Regions from separate parts of the Homo sapiens genome. Here regions 2 and 3 are each linked to region 1. A link is a contact called in ENCODE Hi-C or POLR2A ChIA-PET data. All regions are on one chromosome and are shown on one strand. The core of a region is the stretch at or near the end of the contact, and the rest is flanking DNA. Distances in the headings are between cores, read along the strand shown. Region 1 holds the start of SLC35A3 (solute carrier family 35 member A3). Region 2 has its middle 41 kb from the start of AGL. Region 3 overlaps DBT (dihydrolipoamide branched chain transacylase E2).

Region 1 (4,121 bases), core at 690-3,189:
CACCACATCTGGCCTGCAAAGGCTACTTCTGATTGCAGGCCCTCTAAACAGTCATCTCAAAATATGTCAAAGTAGTATATTTTGGGGTAAAATATTTTGATTTCCTTCAAAGCCATTGTAGGGTTAATAATTGGCCTAATTTCAATATTGCTGTTTATTGGGAAATAGGGAGGCCCAAGGGGGAGAAGTGTGGGGAAATGGGCAGTTGGTGGAGTAGTCAGAACACACATAACATTTATTAATTAAGTTTGCCTTTCTATATGAGTGCAGTACATGGCACCTGTATTAGTCCATTTTCATGGTGCTGATAAAGACATACCCGAGACTGGGAAGAAAAAGAAGTTTAATTGGACCTACAGTTCCACATGGCGGGGGAGGCCTCAGAATCATGGCGGGAGGTGAAAGGTACTTGCTTACATGGCTGCAGCAAGAGAAAAATGAGGAAGAAGCAAAATCAGAAACCCCAGATAAACCCATCGGATTTCATGAGACTTATTCACTATCATGAGAATAGCACAGGAAAGACTGGCCCCCATGATTCAATTATCTCCCCCTAGGTCTCTCCCTCAACACGTGGGAATTCTGGGAGATACAGTTCAAGTTGAGATTTGGGTGGGGACACAGCCAAACCATATCAGCACCCCAAAACAATTACCATAGTAACATCAAAGATCATTGATCACAAAGCACTATACCAGATATAATAATGATGAACAAATTTAAATATTGCAAAAATTATTGAATATTATGTGACACAGAGACACAAAGTGAGCACATGCTGTTGGAAAAATGGCACCAATAGATGTGCTTGAGGCAAGGTTGCCACAAACCTTCAATTTGTAAAAAAAAAAAACAAAAAAACAAAAGCAATGTCTGTGAAGAGCAATAAAGCAAATCACAATAAAACGAGGCATGCTGTTATCATCATCTAACAGGCACATTTTGGTTTCAAAAAAAACTGGGCATGTATTAAGATCTAATATGTATTTTACCATCCAGGAATTTTCTCAAGACTGTATTGCAGAAAATTTTAAAACCAGTTATTCTACTCTAATACAGTTACTTATTTTTCTTCAATATCACTTTTTTTCTAAGTATGTCTCTCTTGGACATGGTTTTAATCATTTGCAATATAAAGAGACATAGGCTTAATTTATAGCAGCCCTGAGTTAACAAAAAGAGATAATCCTATTCGCTTATTTGATAATCCAGCTGAACCTGAAGTACTGATTTCAGCCTGTTCATCACCTGAATGGGCTGCCGTGGTTAGAGGGTTTCCAACACAGCTACTGGAACACTTTTAAAAGGTAATGCTGTGATCCATGCAGCCAGGAAGGGGTTGGTCCCTCATAACTCTGCAATCCTCTGGGCCCAGTTTTCTTTTTCCTCTCCCGGTTGATGACACTAGGCCCATTGGTGGTACGGCTTTGGGTTTCCTTCAGTCTCAAGATCTCAGTCAGGGTGGGTGAAGTGGAAGAACAAGCCTTCTTGCAGACCACTGGTTGGTTGGCAGCCTTTGCCATAGCTAATCTGGTTGTTTTCAGGTCAGTGACAGTCACTTTTAGGAGAGGGTTCGTTTGCTTTCAAAATCCATCTCCCCGTTCCTCTCAGGGTTCTTTGCCCCAAAGGACTTTGCCCTTCCTTACGCAGTGGACACCTTGGCACCCTCTGCAAACAGACAGTCCCGCAGAGGCCCTCGACGAGTGTCACTCCATCTGTTTCGCGCTCCTAGGAGAGGTGTAGCAGAAAGCAGTGCCCCAGGCCTCCACGCGACGGTGAAGCAGGAACCAGGGGCTGCCAGCAGAGCAGCCCAGGTGCGTCGCCTTAGGGACAGAGCTGCCAAGTGCCGAGCTGGGGCTGCCAGAGCCGAGCCGGGAACGGCATTTGCCAGAGCCGAGGCGGAAGCCGGAGCATTTGGGGGACGGGACCGCGGGAACCCGGAAACGCCTGGGCTGCACCGAGCTGGCGGTGGCTACGGCGACGGGAGCCGGCGGCGCTGCGGGTCAGCGGTCGCGTAGGACCCAGCGGACTCGGCAGCCTGGGGCGCCCGGCGGAGCTGAACCGCGGCCCCCGGTGGTGGGCTCAGCCGGTCGAGCTGCGCGGGAGGTGAGTCCTCAGCGCACCTGGGGAGGGGCGGGAACCAGGAGGCTAGCGGCTGCGGGGCGGCCCGGGAAGCTCCTGGAGGAGGAGGAAGAGGAGGCATGCGAGGGGGCTGATGTGAAGTCTGTAGGGGTGAAGGGGACGGTATCGAAGACCTGAAATACAGTGCTAGCTAAGTAGGGGTGGGAGCAGATGAGGTGACACGTTGTAACTCCGACGGACGACGTGCGGAATGTACTGGGTGGAGGAGGAAAAAAGGCCCGAGGAGAGGGGTGTGTCAAGCGAATGAAGACGGCAGTGTGTGCCTCAGCGCCTGGTGCGTGCGGAGCTAGTGACGGGTGGGCCCGGCTGGGGCCCGTCATTCCTTCAGTGAACATCCCATGAGCTCTCGCTCGGTGTTGAGCCCTGTGGTAGGCACAGATGCACCCGACCAGCACCTGGAGCTCAAGAAGCCGCAGGAACTTAAAGAAATGGAAAGGCTGCCCTTGGTAAGGCTAGTAAGAACACAAGGACTGTTTGAAGTGGGGTGAGATTCTCATCAGAACAGGTGTGTGGGTGCATTGCTTTATAGTAAAAGACGATCTTTTATTATGTTCTCTTAAATGCAGTATTTGAAAATTAAGTCTTTTCGTTTTTGAAATCAACATTCGACTTTAGTAGTTAAAGATGAAATTTGGTGCAGTTTCTTACTTGGTGTTCTTATTCACTTTCACTGGTAAACTCAGGGTGTTTCAAGGGAATGACTTGTAAACTTATATTTCTGAGGCTAACTTTCCTCCCAACTGTTGATTCTATCTCTTCAGCATCTCAAATTTAGTTCTCCCCTTTTTCATTCCCACTACCTGTCTGCTAAATATGCTCGTCTTTCCTCTTCTTACTTGCACTATAGCAATAACTTCCAAACTGGACTTGTCCTCAGCCTGGCACCCTTCCAGTCACTTGCCTCCATATTACTTTTAAAGCCAAAGATCTTATGACTTTCTTTTTTTGGTTATTCCTTCCTCAGAAATACGCAGTGACTCTCGATCGGCTTCAGAATAAAATGTAAATTATTTAGGGAGGCATTTAATAAATTTTATATTATTTAGGGAGGCTTCAGATTTTTCCTTCAGAATTTGAGTCTGACGGTGGCTCCAGTAAAATCAATATGATTCTTTTTTTTTTTTTTTAGACGGAGTCTCGCTCTGTCGCCCAGGCTGGAGTGCAGTGGCGCAATCTCAGCTCACTGCAAGCTCCGCCTCCCGGGTTCATGCCGTTCTCCTGCCTCAGCCTCCTGAGTAGCTGGGACTACAGGCGCCCGCCGCCACGCCCGGCTAATTTTTTTGTATTTTTAATAGAGACGGGGTTTCACCATGTTAGCCAGGATGGTCTCGATCTCCTGACCTCGTGATCCACCCACCTCGGCCTCTCAAAGTGCTGGGATTACAGGCGTGAGCCACCGCACCCGGCCCCCAATATGATTCTTTCTTTTTTCCTTTTATTAAACAAGTATTACTTTTTTCCACATATCCTATTTTTTAGCCAAACTAGTCGTTAATTAGACGTCCAGTTTCTGAACATGCTATATGCCTGTCAGCCTTGGTGTTTGCTTTTATCATTTCTTCCTACAAAGAAGAAACAAGGAAGGCCTTCCTTGCTGTCTTTGTAGAAATTCTACTTATTCTTCAATTCCTTAAATGCCATCTCTTTCTTATGCAGCTTTCTGAAATCTGCCATAAATCCAGTTCATTCTTTTTTTCTTTTTCTTTTTCTCTTTTTTTGAGAGAGTTTTGCTCTTGTTGCCCAGGCTGGAGTTCAATGTTGCGATCTCGGCTCACTGCAACCTCCGTCTCCCGGGTTCAAGCGATTCTCCTGCCTCAGCCTCCTGAAGTAGCTGGGATTACAGGTGCCCGCCACCACACCCAGCCAATTTTTTTGTAGTTTTAGTTGAGACGGGGTTTCACCATGTTGGCCAGGCTGGTCTTGAACTCCTGACCTCAGGTGATCCACCTGCCTCGACATCCCAAAGTGTTGGGATTACA
Region 2 (4,463 bases), core at 700-3,199, 160 kb before region 1:
AGTTGAAAATATTGTAAGTCAAAAATGCATTAAATATATCTAACTTACCGAACATCATAGTTTAGCCTAGCCTACCTTAAACATGCTTGGAACACTTACATTAGCCCACTATCAGGCCAAATCATCTGGAAACACAGTACACTGTAGAGTACCCAGTTGTTTACCCTTCTGATTGTGTGGCTGACTGGGAGCTGTGGCTTGCTGCCACTGCCCAGCATGGAGAGAGAATATTGTACTGTATATCACTAGCCTGTGAAAATATCAAAATTCAAAATACAGTTTCTCCTGAATACTTAACGTCCTTTGTCCCATCATGAAGTCACAAAAATCATAAGTTGAACCATAGTAAGTCAAGGACTGTCTGTATAAGCTCACAGAATCTGGGCATAGCTTAACTGGGTCCTCTCCTTCAAGGTCTCTCATCAGGCTGCAATCAAGGTGTTGGCCAAGGCTGTGATCTCATCTGAAAGCTCAACCGAAGAGGATGATCTGCTTCCAAGTTCATGTGGTTGTTACAATTCCCTGTGTTTTGTTGGACTGAGAGCCTCAATTTCTTGCAGCTGACAGCCAGCAGCCACCCTCAGTTTCTTTTCACTGAGTCTCCCTAGCATGGCTGCTTGCTTCATGCATGCAAACCCAGAAGGCGATCAAGAGAGTCTGCTAGCATGTAAATTAGCGCAACCACTATGGAGAACAGTTTGGTGGTTCCTCAAAAAACTAAAAATTGAGTTACTATATGATCCAGCAATCCCATTGCTGGGTATACCCAAAAGAAATGAAGTCAGTATATTGAAGAGATATCTGCACCCCTATGTTTGCTGCAGCACTGTTTACAATAGCTAAGATTTGGACAAACTAAGTGTCCACCAACAGATGAATGGATAAAGAATATGTTATACATATACACAATGGAATACTATTCAGCCATAAAAAGAATAAGATCCCATCACTTACTACAACACAGATGGAACCGGAGATCATTTTACTAAGTGAAATAAGCCAGGCACACAAAGACAAACACTGCATGTTCTCACTTATTTGTGTGATATAAAAATTAAAACAGTTGAACTCATGGACATAGAAAGTAAAAGGACAGTTACCAGAGGTTGGGAAGGATAGTGTGTGGGGCAGGGAGAAGGTGGGAATGGTTAATGGGTACAAGAAAATAGAAAGAATGAATAAGACCTATTTTATCATTTACCTATTTTATCATTTATCTGTTGTGCTATCGCACAACAGAGTGACTATAGTTAATAATAACTTAATTGCACATCTTAAAATAACTCAAAGAGTGTAAATGGATTGTTTGTTACTCAAAGAATAAATGCTTGAGGGGATGGATACCCTATTCTCCATGATGTGGTTATATCACATTTCATGCCTGTAATCAAAACATCTCATGTACCCCATAAATATATACACCTACTATACCCACAAAAATTAAAAAATAAAACTAAAAAAGAGAGTCTGTTAGCAATACAGAAGTTACAATACTGTCCAGTGTAATTGCAGTGTGACATCCCATCACCTCAGCCATATTCTGTTGGTTAAAAGCTAGTCACAGGTCTCATCCACACTCCTGTGAAGGGATTACATAAGCCATAATATCAGGGACAGGGACATATGGAGCCCATTTTAGAATCTTTCTGCCTCAAACTGGTTCATCAAAAACTCTGAAAGTCACTGGAGTATCAGCAGCATGCTTTAGTAGAGCGTAACATAAGAGAAGAAGAAAGTATTTAGTAGTGGAATCTTCTCGTCAGTGTAAGAGCACAGAGAACCTAGAGGGACTTGGGAACAATCTGAGGCTGAAGGATACTAAAACAAACTAGAATTCCTTGTATTTTTGTTTCGGACCAGCCTTAAAAGGGAAACACATTAAAGTCAGTAAATGTAAATAACCACACGGTGGCAGTAGATGCCAAGAAATTTTAAGTGTTACGTGTAACTGAGGGCATGGAAGAGCAAGTTTATCTCCCTATATGGCCACCCACGTTTTCCTTTCTGTCTGACTGCTGGAAGGAAAGGGGGAGGTAACTAGAATCTTTCCACACACTCATCCCTGAAGCACTACCCATAAAGTATTACCACTGAAGAGTGAGGACATAGACAGTTCACTGTATTCCTCCCCCAATTCCTAGAAGAGTAGTAAGGGTCTTAAGGCGGGAGAATGAGACCTCCTGAAATACTTATGAAGCCTTCCCTTATCAAGTACTCACAGCCAAATATTTCAGAGTGGCGTTAATTAAAACAATGTCATACTTGGTCTGCTGTGAAGCCTGCCTAGTTCAGAGTTGATACCACTGGGGAAATCCCAGGGGAAAATAAGTGTCAAATAAAAGAAGGAATATTATTTCCACAAATGAGAGACATTAAGGATAAAGGCTTAACACCATATAGGCATGCCTCACATATATATACAGTGCATATATTCACACGTACACTGTACAGAATTCCATAGTTAGCATTACCCAGTCAGAGTGACTAGATCTGGCATTAATAAAAGAGGAGATAACTCAACAGAATTGAGTGCTCCAAAGTTGTATTACGAGAGAGGTTTTATTATCTGAGTTTATGTATAAACCGAGAAATCTTAATAAGACCTTTTCTGATTGTCTCATATCTTCTTAATTAGTCCATATCCAAAGGGGTTAATAACTGGCACTGTTCGAATTTGTTTAATCCTGAGATATTCTACAAAGGCAGTTTGGTGTTACAAAAGTGAAAGTTCCTTATATGTTTAGGTTTTCTTTTTTTCATAGACAAGGTCTCACTATATTGCCCAGGTTGGTCTCAAACTCCTGGACTCAAGCTATCCTCCCACCTCAACCTCCCAAAGTGCTGGGATTACAGGCACGACCCTCTGTGCCCAGCTACGTTCTTTTTCTAGGTAATATAACATTCCCTTTTGCTAATAGATGGGCCAAAGAGTTTGAAAGTGCCTCATCAAATCTAAAATGGTTGTGTTTGTTTTATATAAATGACAATGGTCCAATAGTTGGCTAGTCTTGGAGGGTTGGTAAATTTCTTTCTTTCTTTTTTTTTTTTTTTTTTCTGAGATAGGGTCTCACTCTGTCACACAGGATGGAGTGCAGTGGCATAAACACAGCTCCCTGTAGCCTCTATCTCCCAAGCTCAAGTGATTCTCCCACCTCAGCCCCACAAGTAGCTGGGACCACAGGTGCAATCCTCCCACCTCAGTCCCCCAAGTAGCTGGGACTACAGGCATGCGCCACCAAGCCCAGCTAATTTTTGTATTTTTGTAGAGACCAAGTTCCACCATGTTGCCCAGGCTGGTCTCCAACTCCTGAGCTCAGGCATTCTGCCCAGCTCAGCTCCCCGAACTGCTAGGATTACAGGTGTGAGCCACCATTTCTGCCCAAGCGTTGGTAAATTTTTAACATTATCTTTTGCCAACTATATACCCATACAAATCACAATAATATGTAATCACCTGAGGAGTTAATATGAGCAAAGATCTGAATCAATTGAAAAGGTGAGCTATGTAGAAATATGGGGAAAAGATTATTCCAGAATGAGAAAACAGCAAGAGCATGTTTGTTACATTCAAGGAATAGCAACATGGCCAGCCTGCTTGGAGTACAGTGAGAATGGGATCATTTGCTAGACTCACAGAGAAAATTTTAAAAATAAGAAATAAAAGTTTAAAGAAAGAAAAGGAAAGAGTGGTGGGTGATGAGGTCAGAGGGAGAAGTAGAACCAGATTGTGTAGAGACTTGCAAGCCACACCAAGGGCTCTGGATTTTACTCCAGGTGTGATGAAAACCAGTGGAGTTTTCTGAACACAATTCGTGGTTTTAAGAGGTAACAATAAAACATATATTCTTTTTTTTTTTAGGTTTGAAAAAGGAAAGTTTATTAGAAAGGAAGAACACTGCAAATGGGTGCAGGAGTGTGCCTCAGCAAGAGAACCAAGTGTGCCCCTGACATACTCTAAGTCTTACATAAAATGTATGTGATATCTGTGATTCATACTTACTTGGAGAACTGAACAAGTGAAGAGGTCTGAATTACAATACATTTGTGGGAAGAACTGACAGAATTGGATGAATTGAATGTGAAAATAGGAGATGGAAAAATCAAGAATTACTTCAAGGTTTAGAATTGCTATGGTCTGAATATTTGTGTGCCCTCACCACCTGCCAATTCACATATTGAAACTTAATTCAACTCCCAATGTGATAGTATTAGGTGAGGCTTTTCGGGGGTGATTAGGTCCTTCAGGATAAGAGATTAATCCCATTTGTGCCACTTGCCAAATGGAATTAGTGTCCTTGTAAAACAGGCTGCCTTGCCCTTTCTACTGTGTGAGGACACAGGAAGAAGGTGCCATTTATGAACCAGGAAATGTGCCCTCATCAGATACAGAATCTGCTGGGGCCTTGATCTTAGACTTCCCAGCCTCCAGAACTGTGAGAAATGAATTTCTGTTTTTTATAAGC
Region 3 (4,619 bases), core at 729-3,228, 210 kb after region 1:
TTGTTGCCTGTGTTTTTGGATTTGTATCCAAAAAATTATTGCCCAGATGAATGTCATGGAGCTTTTCTTCTATGGTTTCTTCTAGTAGTTTTATAGTTTTAGGTCTTATATTTAAGTCTTTAATTCATTTGTAGTTTATTTTTTAATGTAGCATGAAGTATTAGTTTTATTCCTCTGTATATGGATATCCAGTTGTCCCAACACCATTGAGTGAAGAGAGTGTTGTTTGCTGATTGTGTGTTCTTGGCACCTTTGTCAAAAATCAGTTGACTGTTGGCTGGGCATATTGGCTTATGCCTGTAATCCAAGCACATTACGAGGCTGAGATGTGTGGATTGCTTGAGGTCAGGAGTTTGAAACCAACCTGGGCAACATAGCAAGCCCCTGCCTCTACAAAAAAAAAAAAAAGTTTTAATTAGCTGGGCATAATGGGGCACACCTGTAATCTTAGCTACTCAGGAGGGTGAGGCAGGAGGATCCTTTGAGCCCAAGAGCTCAAGGCTGCAGTAAGCTATGATAGCATCACTGCACTTCAGCCTGGGTGACAAAGGGAGACCCTGTCTCAAAACAAACAAAAAACCAATTGACCATAAATGTGTGAATTTATTTCTGGGCTCTCTATTCTGTTCTATCGGTCTGCGTCTGTTTTTATGCCAGTACCATACTGTTTTACTTATTTGTATTTTTAGAGACAGGGTCTCACTATGTTGCCCAGGCTGGCATTGAACTCCTGGGCTCCAGCAATCCTCCTGCCTTAGCCTCCCTAGTAGCTGGGACTATAGGCATGTGCCTCTGCACCTGGCTATCATGCTGTTTTCTTGCAGCCTTTTTTGAGGCAGGATCTCACTGTGTTGCCCAGGCTAGAGTGCAGTGGTACAATCAGAACTCTTTGCAGCCTCGACCTCCCAGGCCCAAGCAATTCTCCCACCTCAGTCTCCTGAGTAGCTGGGGCCACAGGCACACGCCACCATACCCAGCATTTAAAACATTTTTTGCAGAGACAGGTTCTGCCTGTGTTGCCCAGGCTGGTCTTGAATTCCTGGGCTCAAGCAATCCTTCTGCCTCAGCCTCCCAAAGTGTTGTGATTATAGGCGTGGGTCACTGTGTCCAGCCTTATCATGCTGTTTGATTACTGTAGCGGTGTGGTATATTTTGAAGTCAGGTAGTGTCAACACCCCAGCTTTGTTCTTTTTGCTCAAGATTGCTTTGGCTATTTGAAGTCTTTTGTGGAACTTTAGGATTGTTTATTCTATTTCTGTGAAAACAGTCATTAGGATTTTGATAGAGATTTCATTGAATCTGTAGATCACTTTGGGTAGTATGGACACTTTAACAATATTAATTCTTCCAATCTATGAACATGGGATATCTTTTCATTTATTTATGTCTTCAATTTTTTTCATCAATGTTTTATAGTTTGCAGTGGACAGATCTTTCACCTCTAGTTGAATTTATTTCTAAGTATTTTTTTTTCTTTCTAGCTATTGTAAAATATTTTTTATTTCCTTTTTGGATAGTTTGTTGTTAGTGTATAGAAACACAATGATTTTTGTATGTTAATTTTATATCCTGCAACTTTACTGACTTTATTAGTCTTAACTTTTTTTTTTTGGTGGAGTCATTAGAGTTTTTTTTTTAATATATAAGATCATGTAATCTGTAAACAGGGACAATTTAACATTTTCCTTTCCAATTTGTATGCCTTTTATTTCTTTATCTTTCCTAATTGCTCTGGCTAAAACTTACAGTACTATATTGAGTAGAAGTGACAGGTGTGGGCATCTGATATGGTTTGGCTGTGTCCCCACCCAAATCTCATATCAAATTGTAATTCAAATTGTAATCCCCACATATCAAGGGAGGGACTTGGAGGGAGGTGATTGGATCATGGGGGTGGTTTCCCCCATGCTGTTGTCGTGATAGTGAGTTCTCACAAGATCTGGTTGTTTGATAAGTGTCTGGTGCTTCCCCCTTCTTGCTCTCTCTCTTGCCTGCTGCCATGTAAGACAAGCTTTGCTTCCCCTTTGTCTTCTGCTGTAAGTTTCCTGAGGCCTCTCCAGTCATGCAGAACTGTGAGTCAATTAAGCCTCTTTTGGTAGTATCTTTATAGCAGTGAGAGAACAGATTAATACAGCATCCTTGTCTTGTTCCTGATCTTATAGAAAAAGCTTTCAACTCTTCACCATTGAGTATAATGTTGGCTGTGGGTTTGTCACATCTGGTCTTTCTTGTGTTGAGGTACATTCCTTCTATACCTAATTTGCTCAGTTTTTTAAATGAAAGGATGCTGAATTGTGTCAAATGCTTTTTTTTACATCTATTGAAATGATCAAATGATTTGTGTCTTTTAGTCTGTTAATGTGGTGTATCACATTTATAGATTTGTGTATGTTGATCCATCCTTACATCTGAGATAGAATGGGTAATTCCTTTTTTTTTTTTTTTTTTTTTGAGACAGAGTCTCACTCTGTCACCAGGCTGGAGTGCAGTGGTGTGATCACGCACCACAACCTCCACCTCCTGGGCTCAAGTGGTCCTCTGACCTCAGCCTCCTGAGTAGCTGGGACTACAGGCATGCACCACCATGCCCAACTAATTTTTTATTTTTTATTTTTGATAGAGTTGGAGTTTCACTATGTTGCCTAGGCTGGTCTCAAACTCCTGAGCTTAAGCAGTCCACCAGCCTCAGCCTCCAAAATGCTGGGATTACAGGGATAAGCCACTGCACCCAGCCGAGACTGGACAATTTCTAAATGACAGAATTTATTGCTCATAGTTCTGGAGGCTGGGAAGTCCAAGATCAAGGCACCAGCAGATTTGGTGTTTGGCAAGGGTGTATTCCTCATAGGTAGTACTTTCTCCCTGTATCCTCACAGGTGAAACAAGCTCCTTCAGGGCCTCTTTTATAAGGACACTAATCCCATTTATGAAGGCAATGTCCTTATGATCTAATTATCTCCCAAAAGCCCCACTTCTTAATACCATCACCTTGGGGATTAGGTTTCAATGTATGAATTAATGGGGGGGACACAACATTCAGACCATAGCAGGGTCCAACTTCATTCTTTTGTATTCTTCATTCTAGTGTTCCCAGCACCACTTGCTGAAAAGACTGTTCTTTCCCCTTTCACAAGAGTGTGAATTGTCTTGGCACCCTTGTCAGAAAAACATTTGACCATATATGTGAGGGTTTATTTCTGGGCCTCTATTCTATTCCATTGGTCTTTATGTCTGTCTTTATGCCAGTACTACACTGTTGTGAACACCGATACTCCTTTATGTGGAAATCTTCCAGGTAAGGTTGGGTGGATGGATGTGTGTGTGTCTGTGTGTCTATGCAAGGAAAACTCTTAAATAACAGACTGTACACTTGCCAAATGTTAATGGGTCATTCTTCTCCATATTTTGAGATTTATATTAGAAAGTTATGGCTACATCCTAACTTGAACCACTTGGTCTCACAAAACAGAGACTGTTTCTAAGGAGAGGTGGGGAATGTTGGTGGACACCAAATGTCTTTCCCCTGGACCTTAAACTCTGATTCCAGTCAGTCTCATATGACTTCTGCTACATTTCCCCACAGTTTCAATCTTTTTTTTTGAGACAGAGTCTTGCTCTGTTGCCCAGGCTGGAGTGCAGTGGTGTGATCTGGGCTCACTGCAACCTTCACCTCCCAGGTTCAAGCAATTCTCCTGCCTCAGCCTCCCAAGTAGCTGGGACTACAGGCACCCACCACCACACCCAGCTAATTTTTGTATTTTTTAGTAGAGATGGGGTTTCACTATGTTGGCCAGGCTGGTCTCAAACTCCTGACCTCGGGTGATCCACCCACCTCAGTCTCCCAAAGTGCTGGGATTACAGGCATGACCCCGGCCCACAGTTTCAATCTTTTAATACCTTAAATATTTAAGTTACTAAAATAGCTAAGAAAAATTGTTCATTTTAAGTGCTAATTATTCCCTTTTCTTTTTTCTATTATTAAATATGTATTTTATGAATAAAAAGTTAATGTTTTTAACTAGGAATTAAAATGTACTTCTGATTTTTAGGTTTGTTTTGTGCCAGTTGTCATTTTTCATACACACACACACACACACACACACACACACACGCACACACCCCACCATCAACACCACCACCACCGTCGTTTCTGTAAACCAATCAACAGTGGAGACACTAGAGACTATTATATGAAAACTGTTTATTCTATAGCCTACTGGGAATTGGCCAGAAGTTAGAAGGACATTGGAAATGACTTTTAAATCTCCATTTGAGAAAAAGCATGCCATGAGTCTAAATAACCAATTTCATTTAGCAAACAAAATACAAGTAAACAAAACACAACTTCTCTGATGAATGAAGTGGTTACCATATTTTTTCCCATTGTGTAAAGATAGTTCTCATATGAAATATATCACCTAAGCAGTAGTAATCAGAATATTCTGCAAACTTATTGGGGGTAATTTAAACCCCAAATCGGAAGAATAGAATAAAAGACATAAAAGTCTTTCTTCAAAAGAAAAACAAAACAAAACAAAAAACAATACCCCTTCGGTGTCAAATGATACAGAAATGGCACTGGTTTCCTATATGTTGACTGAGATACTTTTTACTGCATA

The links. A loop is a pair of places that touch in the nucleus more often than their neighbours do. ChIA-PET counts read pairs that join two places held with the same protein, here RNA polymerase II (POLR2A). Pooled maps may share reads with other maps.
Region 2: a map of gastrocnemius medialis shows a loop between it and region 1 (2.6-fold over the local background). The contact joins the enhancer-like site here to the promoter of SLC35A3 in region 1. A Hi-C loop is called at or near these places in 7 of 168 maps with a recorded cell type or tissue (IMR-90, K562, MCF 10A and 4 more), 5 of 37 single-sample maps with no recorded cell type and 21 of 50 pooled maps. POLR2A ChIA-PET finds 5 or more read pairs at or near these places in 5 of 52 experiments (GM12878, HEK293T, K562 and 2 more).
Region 3: a loop to region 1 is called in a pooled map, with 1.9 times the contacts of the local background. The contact joins the enhancer-like site here to the promoter of SLC35A3 in region 1. A Hi-C loop is called at or near these places in 1 of 50 pooled maps. POLR2A ChIA-PET finds 5 or more read pairs at or near these places in 2 of 52 experiments (PC-3 and WTC11).

Annotation. Positions count from the first base shown.
Region 1 is chr1:99,968,057-99,972,177 of GRCh38, forward strand. SLC35A3 (solute carrier family 35 member A3) reads left to right here and starts at 1,940. Exons shown (of 8, transcript NM_012243.3): 1 at 1,940-2,106. All of the region lies in intron 1 of LOC124904230 (a long non-coding RNA gene), which reads right to left. RefSeq lists enhancers at 1,420-1,469, 1,530-1,579, 2,300-2,389 and a silencer at 1,980-2,179.
Region 2 is chr1:99,806,927-99,811,389 of GRCh38, forward strand. No RefSeq gene overlaps it. Among named protein-coding and RNA genes, the nearest start is that of AGL, 41 kb to the right of the region's middle. RefSeq lists an enhancer at 2,348-2,848. Within about 2 kb of position 1,950, at least 4 of the 41 ENCODE cell types and tissues checked have a DNase peak (open chromatin) inside an H3K27ac peak, as active enhancers do; they include GM12878 and gastrocnemius medialis, where a contact is called at or near this core.
Region 3 is chr1:100,182,738-100,187,356 of GRCh38, forward strand. DBT (dihydrolipoamide branched chain transacylase E2) reads right to left here. Exons shown (of 11, transcript NM_001918.5): 11 at 4,182-4,619. Among named protein-coding and RNA genes, the nearest start is that of LRRC39, 6.8 kb to the left of the region's middle. Within about 2 kb of position 1,979, at least 2 of the 41 ENCODE cell types and tissues checked have a DNase peak (open chromatin) inside an H3K27ac peak, as active enhancers do.